Regions from separate parts of the Homo sapiens genome. Here region 1 is linked to region 2. A link is a loop called in an ENCODE intact Hi-C map of the cell type or tissue named here. Cell type or tissue: CD14-positive monocyte. All regions are shown on one strand.

Region 1 (5,000 bases), 970 kb before region 2:
CAATATAGTAAGCTAATTGTAAAGTGATTCCTCTTTTTTTTTTTTGTTTTTTTGTTTTTGAGACGGAGTCTTGCTCTGTCACTCAGGCTGGAGTGCAGTGGCACGATCTTGGCTCACTGCAACCTCTGCCTCCCGGGTTCAAGTGATTCTCCTGCCACAGCCTCTCGAGTAGCTGGGACTACAGGCGCATGCCACCACACCCAGCTAATTTTTGTATTTTTGGTAGAGACGGGGTTTCACCATGTTTGCCAGGATGGTCTCGATCTCTTGACCTCGTGATCTGCCCCCGCCTTGGCCTTCCAAAGTGCTGGGATTACAGGCGTGAGCCACCGCGCCTGGCCCTCACCATTAAGTTTCATGTTATCTGTAGAGGTTGTTATGCAGATGCTTATATCAAGTTGAGGTAATTCTCTTTCATTACTGACTTGCTAAGAGTTTTTAATCATGAATGCATGTTGGATATGTCAAATGCCTTTTTTGCATCAGTTGATATAATCACAAATTTTGTTATTCTGTTGTTATGATTACTCTGATGGATTTTTGAATGTTCTATTTTTTTTTTTTTTGAGACGAAGTTTCGCTTTTGTTGCCCAGGCTAGAGTGCAATGACGCGATCTTGGCTCACTGCAACCTCCGCCTCCCGGTTCAAGTGATTCTCCTGTCTCAGCCTCCTGAGTAGCTGGGATTAGAGGTGCCCACCACCATGCCCAGCTAATTTTTCTATTTTTGGTAGAGATGGGGTTTCACCATGTTGGCTAGGCTGGTCTTGAACTCCTGACCTCAGGTGATCCACCCACCGTGGCCTCCCAAAGTGCTGGGATTACAGGCGTGAGCCACTGCAACTGGACTTTTTTTTTTTTGAGATGGAATCTTGCTCTGTTACCCAGGCTGGAGTACAGTGGTGTGATCTCAGCTCACTGCAACCTCTGCCTCCTGGATTCAAGCGATTCTCCTGCCTCAGCCTCCCGAGTAGCTAGGACTATAGGCCCGCACCACCACACCCAGCTAATTTTTTGTATTTTTAGTAGAGACAGGGTTTCACCATGTTGGGCAGGCTGGTCTCCAACCCCTGATCTCAAGTGATCTGCTTGCTCGGCCTCCCAAAGTGCTGGGATTACAGGCATGAGTCACTGCACCCAGCCTCTATTTTTATGTTCTGATTAAAACCTCTGATTTTAATTAGAGCTATTTATGACAAACCCACAGCCAATATCATACTGAATGGGCAAAAGCTGGAAGGATTCCCTTTGAAAACCGGCATAAGACAAGGATGCCCTCTCTTACCACTCCTTTTCAATATATTATTGGAAGTTCTAGCCAGGGCAATCAGGCAAGAGAAAGAAATAAGGGTATTGAAATAGGAAGAGAGGAAGTCAAATTATCTCTGTTTACAGATGAACATGATTGCATATTTACAAAACCCCATCCTCTCAGCCCAAGAACTCCTTAAACTGATAAGCAACTTCAGCAAAGTCTCAGGATACAAAATCAATGTGCGAAAATCACAAGCATTCCTATACACCAATAATGGACAAACAGAGAGCCAAATCATGAGCAAACTCCCATTCACAATTGCTACAAAGAAAATAAAATACCTAGGAATACCTCTTCAAGGAGAACTACAAACCACTGCTCAACAAACACAAACAAATGGAAGAACATTCCATGCTCATGGATAGGAAGAATCAATATCATGAAAATGGCCATACTGCCTGAAGTAATTTATAGATTCAGTGCTATTCCCATCAAGCTACCAATGACTCTCTTCACAGAATTAGAAAAAACTACTTTAAATTTCATATGGAACCAAAAAAGAGCCTGTATAGCCAAGACAATCCTAAGTAAAAAGAACAAAGCTGGAGGCATCACGCTACCTGATTTCAAATTATACTACAAGGCTACAGTAACCAAAACAGCATGGTACTGGTACCAAAACAGATATATAGACCAATGGAACAGAACAGAGGCCTCAGAAATAACACCACACATCTACAACCATCTGATCTTTGACAAATCTGACAAAAAACAAGAAATGGGGAAAGGATTCACTATTTAATAAATGGTATTGGGAAAACTGGTTAGCCATATGCAGAAAACTGAACTGGACCCCTTCCTTACACCTTATATAAAAATTAACTCAAGATGAATTAAAGATTTAAACCTAAGACCTTAAACCATAAAAACCCTAGAAGAAAACCTAGAATACCATTCAGGACATAGGCATGGACAAAGACTTCGTGACTAAAACACCAAAAGCAATCACAACAAAAGCCAAAATTGACAAATGGGATCTAATTAAATTAAAGAGCTTCTGCACGGCAAAAGAAACTATCATCAGAGTGAACAGGCAACCTACAGAATGGGAGAAAATTTTTGCAATCTATCCATCTGACAAAGGGCTAATATCCAGAAGCTACAAGGAACTTAAACAAATTTATAAGAAAAAAACAAACAACCCCATCAAAAAGTGGGTGAAGGATATGAACAGAAACTTTTCAAAAGAAGACATTTATGTGGCCAACAAACATATGAAAAAGATCATCACTGGTCATTAGAGAAATGCAAATCAAAACACAATGAGATACCATCTCACGCCAGTTAGAATGGCGATCATTAAAACAACAGATGCTGGAGAGGATGTGGAGAAACAGGAACCACTTTTACACTGTTGGCTGGAGTGTAAATTAGTTCAATCATTGTGGAAGACAGTGTGGCAATTCCTCAAGGACCCAGAACTAGAAATACCATTTGACCCAGCAATCCCATTACTGGGTAATACCCAAAAGATTATAAATCATTCTACTATAAAGACACATGCATACGTATGTTTATTGCAGCACTATTCACAATAGCAAAGACTCGGAACCAACCCAAATGCCCATCATGTTAGACTGGATAAAGAAAATGTGGCACATATACACCATGGAATACTATGCAACCACAGAAGAAGAATGAGTTCGTGTCCTTTGCAGGGACATTGATGAAGCTGGAAACCGTCATTCTCAGCAAACTAACATAGGAACAGAACACCAAACACCGCAATTTCTCACTTGTAAGTGGGAGTTGAACAATGAGAACGTACGGGCACAGGGAGGGGAACATCACACAGTGGGGCCTGTCGGGGGTTAGCGGGGCAAGGGGAGGGATAGCATTAGGAGAAATACCTAATGAAGATGACGGGTTGATGGATGCAGCAAACCACCATGGCACATGTATACCCATGTAACGAACCTGCATGTTCTGCACATGTATCCCAGAGCTTAAATAATAATAAAAAAAACACAAAACCTCTGATTTTACCATTTAAATGTTTAAGAAAAGGGAAAAATTCCACAAAAAGCCTAGTCCTCTAAAAAGCGTTATTGATAAAGAAGCATGTGAAAGGAAAAAATGGAAGCACATGAATACAAAGGCCCCAGGAATGTGATTTCATTTTATTAACTGTTTTATAATGAAACTCATTCTAACCATAAATGCGTATTTATCAGACAGGCCCAAGCCCCTATGGAAGTAAATGACATGAGTAATGCACATGATTAATTTATGATACTAACCTCTTGCCTCAAGAAAGGATTTTCCTTTTTGAGCTCTTCAGAAAGATCTTCTCCTTCCAGCCATTCCTTCATGCCAGTCTGTTCTGCCCAAGCATTCACAGTCGCTAGGGCAGCAGCTCGAACATTGTTCTAAATGGAGAAGATAATCAGCAAAAATAATATCTACTACAGTTTGGAGGTAGGGGGTGATCACTGTTGCTTTATGAACATGAACAATGGAGGGTTATCTAAGGCCCACATGAACATACATGAAACCATCTTCTCTGAAACAGAAACTAGTTCTATGATTGTACTAAAACTCCAAAGTAAAGTAGAAATATAAAACTCCAAATTGTAAAACTTGTGTACTCAGTTAATCAGGCAAAACAGTGAGTGATCTGGGCATAAAATATCATGTAAGAAGAATAACTCTTATATTTTGTTTCCTGAGTAGTTGGGGGCATTTACGTCCATGTCTGTCTGCTAAAGAATGAAATTCTAAATGTTAAAGACATCATAATGGTTAAGACTGAAACTGCTAATAAATTGACTGAAAATTAGTTATATTTTTATATTAATTTACATTAATATTAAAAGCACAAATTATATTAAATAAAGTTCCTCAAGTTAAATAAATTATACAACAGTATAGAGATATTCAAATATTTAGTCTACGGCTAAACATTGTAACCTTCAATGATATTTCAGTGACTTCTAGAACTATGAAACTACAAATATCTTGCTGAACTACTAGAAGATCCCACTCTAATAGTTCAGAAAAATAAAAGTAGAAAATAACTTAATGAACTCCAAATTCACATATTTATTCACTATAGCAAAATGTTACACAATTACGTTATAATCATAATAGCAACCATTTATTGTGTGCATACTATATGAGACAGGCACAATAAAATGTACCTTACATACAGACTCATTTAATTCTGTAAGAAAGAAATTTCACAGATAAAGAAACTGACCCTCAACAAAGATAGCTTATCTAAAAGTCACAAAACTAATAAGTGATACCTGGTCACCTTAATACTGCCTGGAAGATAAAAATGTTTACTGTTTTTCTTCTAATATTTTCATCTTTATAAAGTTTATCAGGTCTTTACATGACTCTAAAAAGAGAATTATCTTTAACCCAAAAATATGGCTGGCCTATTCCAGAATGGAGGCATGGTGAAAAGAGTTAGGTTTACCTTGCTGTCTCCAAGGACTGTGATGATAGGGATGCCTAAATTTTTTACATGTTGCTTAATATTTGGGCCCATGGCTACTGCCAGTTGTTGCAGGATATTCAGCGTTTGCTGTACCTGAGTGGAAAGAGCCAATACTTTATGTTGAAACGATAAGCAAGTTGTGTGCAAACTTCCGTAAATTTGCTGCTATACTGTCAATACAGCAGGAGATTTTTGGCCTACTCAAGAGACAGAGACACTGGCTTGTCATGCTATTCGACTT
Region 2 (5,000 bases):
TAGCCTGGAACTCCTAGGGTCCAGGGATCCTTCTGCCTCAGTTTCCTGTGAAGCAGCACTGGGCTGTTTTTGAACCACGATCCATAAAAGTATTTTCTTCTAGGTGTACTCAACTAAGGTTTGGCGTCCTTATCTTACTGCTGACTTTCCACTACAGAATTAGGGCCACAGCTGAAAGCGGTGGCTCACGCCTGTAATCCCAGCACTTTGGGAGGCGGGCGGATCAACTGAGATCAGGAGTTCGAGATCAGCCTGGCCAACATGGCGAAACTCCGTCTCTACTAAAAATACAAAAAATAGCCAGGCGCGGTGGCAGGCACCTATAATCCCAGCTACTCGGGAGGCTGAGGTAAGAGAATTGCTTGAATCTGGGAGGCGGAGGTTGCAGTGAGCCAAGATCATGCCTTTGTACTCCAGCCTGGGTGACAGAGTGAGACCTCCGTCTCAAAAAGGAAAAGAAAAAAAAATAATTAGGGCCAAATGGAGATTAAAATATTAGCTTCATCCAGGGATCTCTGAAAATAGATTAAAAAATGCAGCAGGAGCTCTTCGACCTTACCATGAATGAATGATAAGGTCCTTATTACCTGAATGAAGACAACTTGGGTCCTCATGACACAATCAAACTCTCTACCCACCCACACAGAGGCTGGGCAACGTAGACAGAGAGAAGAAATGGGACTGGACTCTGAATACACCACCATCCAGTGGGTGTCAGCCTCTCAGGCTCTTACTCCTCTACTAGAAAAAGATCTGGAAAAGGTAGAGAGGTGGATGGAAGCTTCCTTCCCAGCACTTCTCCCAAAGAGTAAAAGTACAATCTCCTGTTTTGTTGAAGAGGAAACAAAAAAAGACAAGAGTTTCCTTCCCCTCTATATCTTTCAACTCTGAAGTTTAATGTGAAGCACAAATTACCAGTTTCTCCATTTTCTGGAGTATCTCGTCCAGTTTTACTAGAACTCCTACTGGTAGATTCTGGACTGGTAGCTCGAACAAACATCTTCCATTTTCCTCTTTTAGACATAAGCCTACGCATTCCATCTTGAGATGCTGGCTGGCTGATATCAGAACGTGGACTAGACCCTGACACACTACCATCTCCTTCCTCCAAGGCTCGCAACTCTGCCTACAAAGAACATGACAATTAAGTTAGTGTCATTAACTGCTTATTAATATGTATAATCAGAATAATAAACAAGACTATGTTGTTGAAATTTAAATTCTTTGAGAACAGAAAGCACTTTTTTTTTTTTGGAGACAGGCTCTCCCTCTGTTGCCCAGGTTGGAGTGCAGTGGCATGATCATGGCTCGCTGTAGCTACAACCTTCTGAGCTCAAGCAATCCTCCCACCTCACCCTTCCAAGTAGCTGGAACTACAGGCACATGTCATCATACTTTTTTTTTCTAGTAAGAGATGATATCTGGGTATGTTGCTCACATTGGTCTCAACTTCTGGGCTCAAGTGATCTCCTGCTCAGCCTCCCAAAGTCCTGGGATTACAGGCATGAGCCACTGCACTCGGCCTACTCACTCTATTTTTATTTTTTAATTTTGCCCATTTTTTTGTGGGTACATAGTAAGTGTATATATTTATGGGATACATGAGATGTTTTGACACAGGTATGCAATGTGAAATAAGCACATCATGGAGAATGGGATAACCATCCCCTCAAGCATTTATCCTTTGAGTTACAAATAATCCAACTTCATTCTTTAAAGTTATTTTATAATATACAGTTATTATTGACTAGTCACCCTACTGTGCTATCAAATAGTAGGTCTTATTCATTCTTTCTGGTTTTTTTCTGGTACCCATTTGTATAAGTCTGAGTAATGTCAAGTCTCTTTATTGATTATCAACTACCTGTTGTGGGAAGTCAGGGATCCTGAATGGAAGGACCAGCTGAAGCCATGGCAGAGGAACATAAATTGTGAAGATTTCATTTTAATATGGACATTTATCAATTCCCAAATAACACTTTTACAATTTCTTATGCCTTTCTTACTTTAATCTCTTAATCCTGTTATCTTAGTAAGCTGAGGATGTACATCACCTCAGGACCACTGTGATAATTGTGTTAACTGTACAAATTGATTGTAAAACGTGTTTGAACAGTATGAAATCAGTGCACCTTGAAAAAGAACAGAGTAACAGTGATTTTTAGGGAACAAGGGAAGAAAACCATAAGGTCTCACTGCCTGCAGGGTCAGGCAAAAAGAGCCATATTTTTCTTCTTGCATAGAGCCCATAAATGGACATGCAAGTAGGGAAGATATCGCTAAATTCTTTTCCTAGCAAGGAATATTAATATTAATATCCTGGGGAAGGAATGCATTCCTGGGGGTAGGTCTATAAACTGCCGCTCTGGGAATGTCTGTCCTATGCGGTTGAGATAAGGACTGAGATACGCCCTGGTCTCCTGAAGTACCCTCAGGCTTATTAGGGTGGGGAAAAACCCGGCCCTGGTAAGTCTGTGGTCAGACTGATTCTCTGCTCTTGAACCCTGTTTTCTGTTGTTTAAGATGTTTATCAAGACAACATGTGCACCGCTGAACATAGACCCTTATCAGTACCTTTTTGCCCTTTGAAGCACATGATCTACTCCCTGTTCTTACACCTCCTCCCCTTTTGAAACCCTTAATAAAAAACTTGCTGGTTTGAGGCTCGGGTGGGCATCATAGTCCTACCGATATGTGATGTCACCCCCGGCGGCCCAGCTGTAAAATTCCTCTCATTATACTCTTTCTATTTCTCAGCTGGCCGACACTTATGGAAAATAGAAAGAACCTAGGTTGAAATATTGGGGGTGAGTTCCCCCGATAACTACCAAAAGTATCATCAAGGACCAAAAAACCTACACCTCTGTAGTTTAAAGTTTTTGCTGCATAAGCTTCAACATACCTAGATGATGGGATAAGAAAAACAAAATCCCAATAATGGTTGTAAGTCAAGCACAATGATCCCTGTAGAGTAGTACTGAGGAAAAAACATTCTACAAGTAACTTTCAAAAGCTTACTTTTTTCCTTTCCAAAACTAGCTCCAGTTCAAGGGTATCTTGTTCCTCTTCCTCCTCACTTTCTCCAGATTGGACAACACTGCAAAGATCCTCCTGAGAAGGGTCTTCTATATTGTCCAACATAATTTCCTGTGGCTTTACTATTGTTGTTGCTTCTTCTACTGTTGTACTTGTTTCTTTTACTTCTGAAACTGGCTCCTCTTTACAAATTACTTTTCTTCTCCATCTCTCTTCTTCTTCTTTTATTCCCTCAGGCAATAAAGGAGCAAGCAGCGATGCTGCCACCCCTTTCTTCTCCTCCTCACTATTTGAGAGAGCCTGAATTCCTTCATTTACTTCCTATAAAGAACAAAATAATTTAGTCTCATTTAATTCTGAAACAAATCTCACCTGCACATACATTCAATTGCACACACATTCATATTAACTGTTTTCAGTAGCTGAATACTCAAGGTAAAAACGACTTTTTTTTTTTTTGAGATGGAGTCTCGCACTGTCACCCAGGCTGGAGTGCAGTGGCACAATCTTGGCTCACTGCAACCTCTGCCTCCCAGGTTCAAGCTATTCTCCTGTCTCAGCCTCCCAAGTAGCTGGGATTACAGGCGCCCGCCACCATGCCCAGCTAATTTTTTGTATTTTTAGTAGAGGCCTTTCACCACGTTGGCCAGGCTGGTCTCAAACTACTGACCTTGTGATTTGCCCACCTCAGCCTCCCAAAGTGCTGGGATTACAGGTGTGAGCCACCGTGCCCGGCCAAAACCACTTACTCCCAACAGGTGAGTATATATTTATACCATTACATTATTACTTTAGACAGACACTGACTGAATGAGAGCCTAGTTCTAGGTAGGATTCAAATATATCCTCCCTGCTATTCTCAGGATGTCAAAAGGCAGACTAGTAGTAAACAGAGATAGATTTAAGATCAGTATTTTGTCAGCTCATAACATGACTGGATAAATCTTTACCTTCTTCTGTATGATGAGAAATTTTTTTTTTTGAGAGAGTCTCACTCTGTTGCCCAGGAGTGCAATTGCGTGATCTCAAGTCACTGCAACCTCTGCCTCCCAGGTTCCAGCGATTCCCAGCCTCACAGCCTTAGCCTCCCAAGTAGCTGGGATTACAGGGATGCACCACTACACCCAGCTCATTTTTGTTTCTGTTTTTGAGACGAACTCTCGCTCTTCTTGCCCAGGCTGGAGTGCAAAGTGTGATGTCGGCTCACTGCAACGTCTGCCTCCCGGGTTCAAGCAATTTCCCTGCCTCAGCCTCCTGAGCAGCTGGGATTATAGGCGAGAGCCACCAAGCCTGGCTAATTTTTTTTGTACTTTTAGTAGACACAGGGTTTCACCACGTTGGCCAGGCTGGTCTCGAACTCCTGACCTCAGGTGATCCGCCCACCTTGGCAACAGGCCCAATTTTTGTATTTTTAGTAGAGACAGGGTTTTACCAGGTTGGCCAAGTTGATCTTGAACTCCTGACCTCAGGTGATCTGCCCACCTCAGCCTCCGAAAGTGCTGGGATTACAGGCGTGAGCCACCATGCTGGGCCTGATAAGAAAATTTAGTAAGTATGCCATGAAGGTGATTTAGACTAAAGTGAACTATTCCTAGGCCGGGCGCAGTGGCTCATGCCTGTAATTCCAGCACTTTGGGAGGCCAAGGCAGGCGGATCACAAGGTCAGGAGTTTGAGACCAGCCTGGCCAACATAGTGAAACCCCATCTCTGCTAAAAATACAGAAATTAGCCCGGCATGGCGGCGTGCGCCTGTAATCCCAGCTATTCGGGAGGCTGAGGCAGAAGAATCGCTTGAACCTGGGAGGCAGAGGTTGCAGTGAACTGAGATCATGCCACTGTACTCCAGCTCGGATGACAGTGTGAGAGACTGTCTCAAAAAAATAAAATAGCTGGGCGTGGTGGCTCATGCCCGTAATCCCAGCACTTTGGGAGGCCAAGGTGGGAGGATCACATGGTCAGGAGTT

The links. Hi-C counts contacts between places; a loop is a spot of excess contacts. Peaks named below come from ENCODE experiments on the same cell type or tissue, not always from the same donor. Only the 100,000 strongest peaks of a DNase experiment are listed, where the experiment ranks them.
Region 1: a loop joins it to region 2, with 4 times the contacts of the local background. A loop is called at or near these places in 2 of 110 quality-filtered maps.

Annotation. Positions count from the first base shown.
Region 1 is chr11:46,772,701-46,777,700 of GRCh38, forward strand. It overlaps CKAP5 (cytoskeleton associated protein 5), which reads right to left. Exons shown (of 44, transcript NM_001008938.4): 23 at 4,739-4,852; 24 at 3,555-3,683. Among named protein-coding and RNA genes, the nearest start is that of SNORD67, 13 kb to the left of the region's middle. In CD14-positive monocyte, no CTCF peak of the experiment used is centred here; no DNase peak of the experiment used is centred here.
Region 2 is chr11:47,743,038-47,748,037 of GRCh38, forward strand. It overlaps FNBP4 (formin binding protein 4), which reads right to left. Exons shown (of 17, transcript NM_015308.5): 7 at 3,019-3,357; 8 at 916-1,126. Among named protein-coding and RNA genes, the nearest start is that of FNBP4, 22 kb to the right of the region's middle. In CD14-positive monocyte, no CTCF peak of the experiment used is centred here; no DNase peak of the experiment used is centred here; H3K27ac peaks cover 596 bases.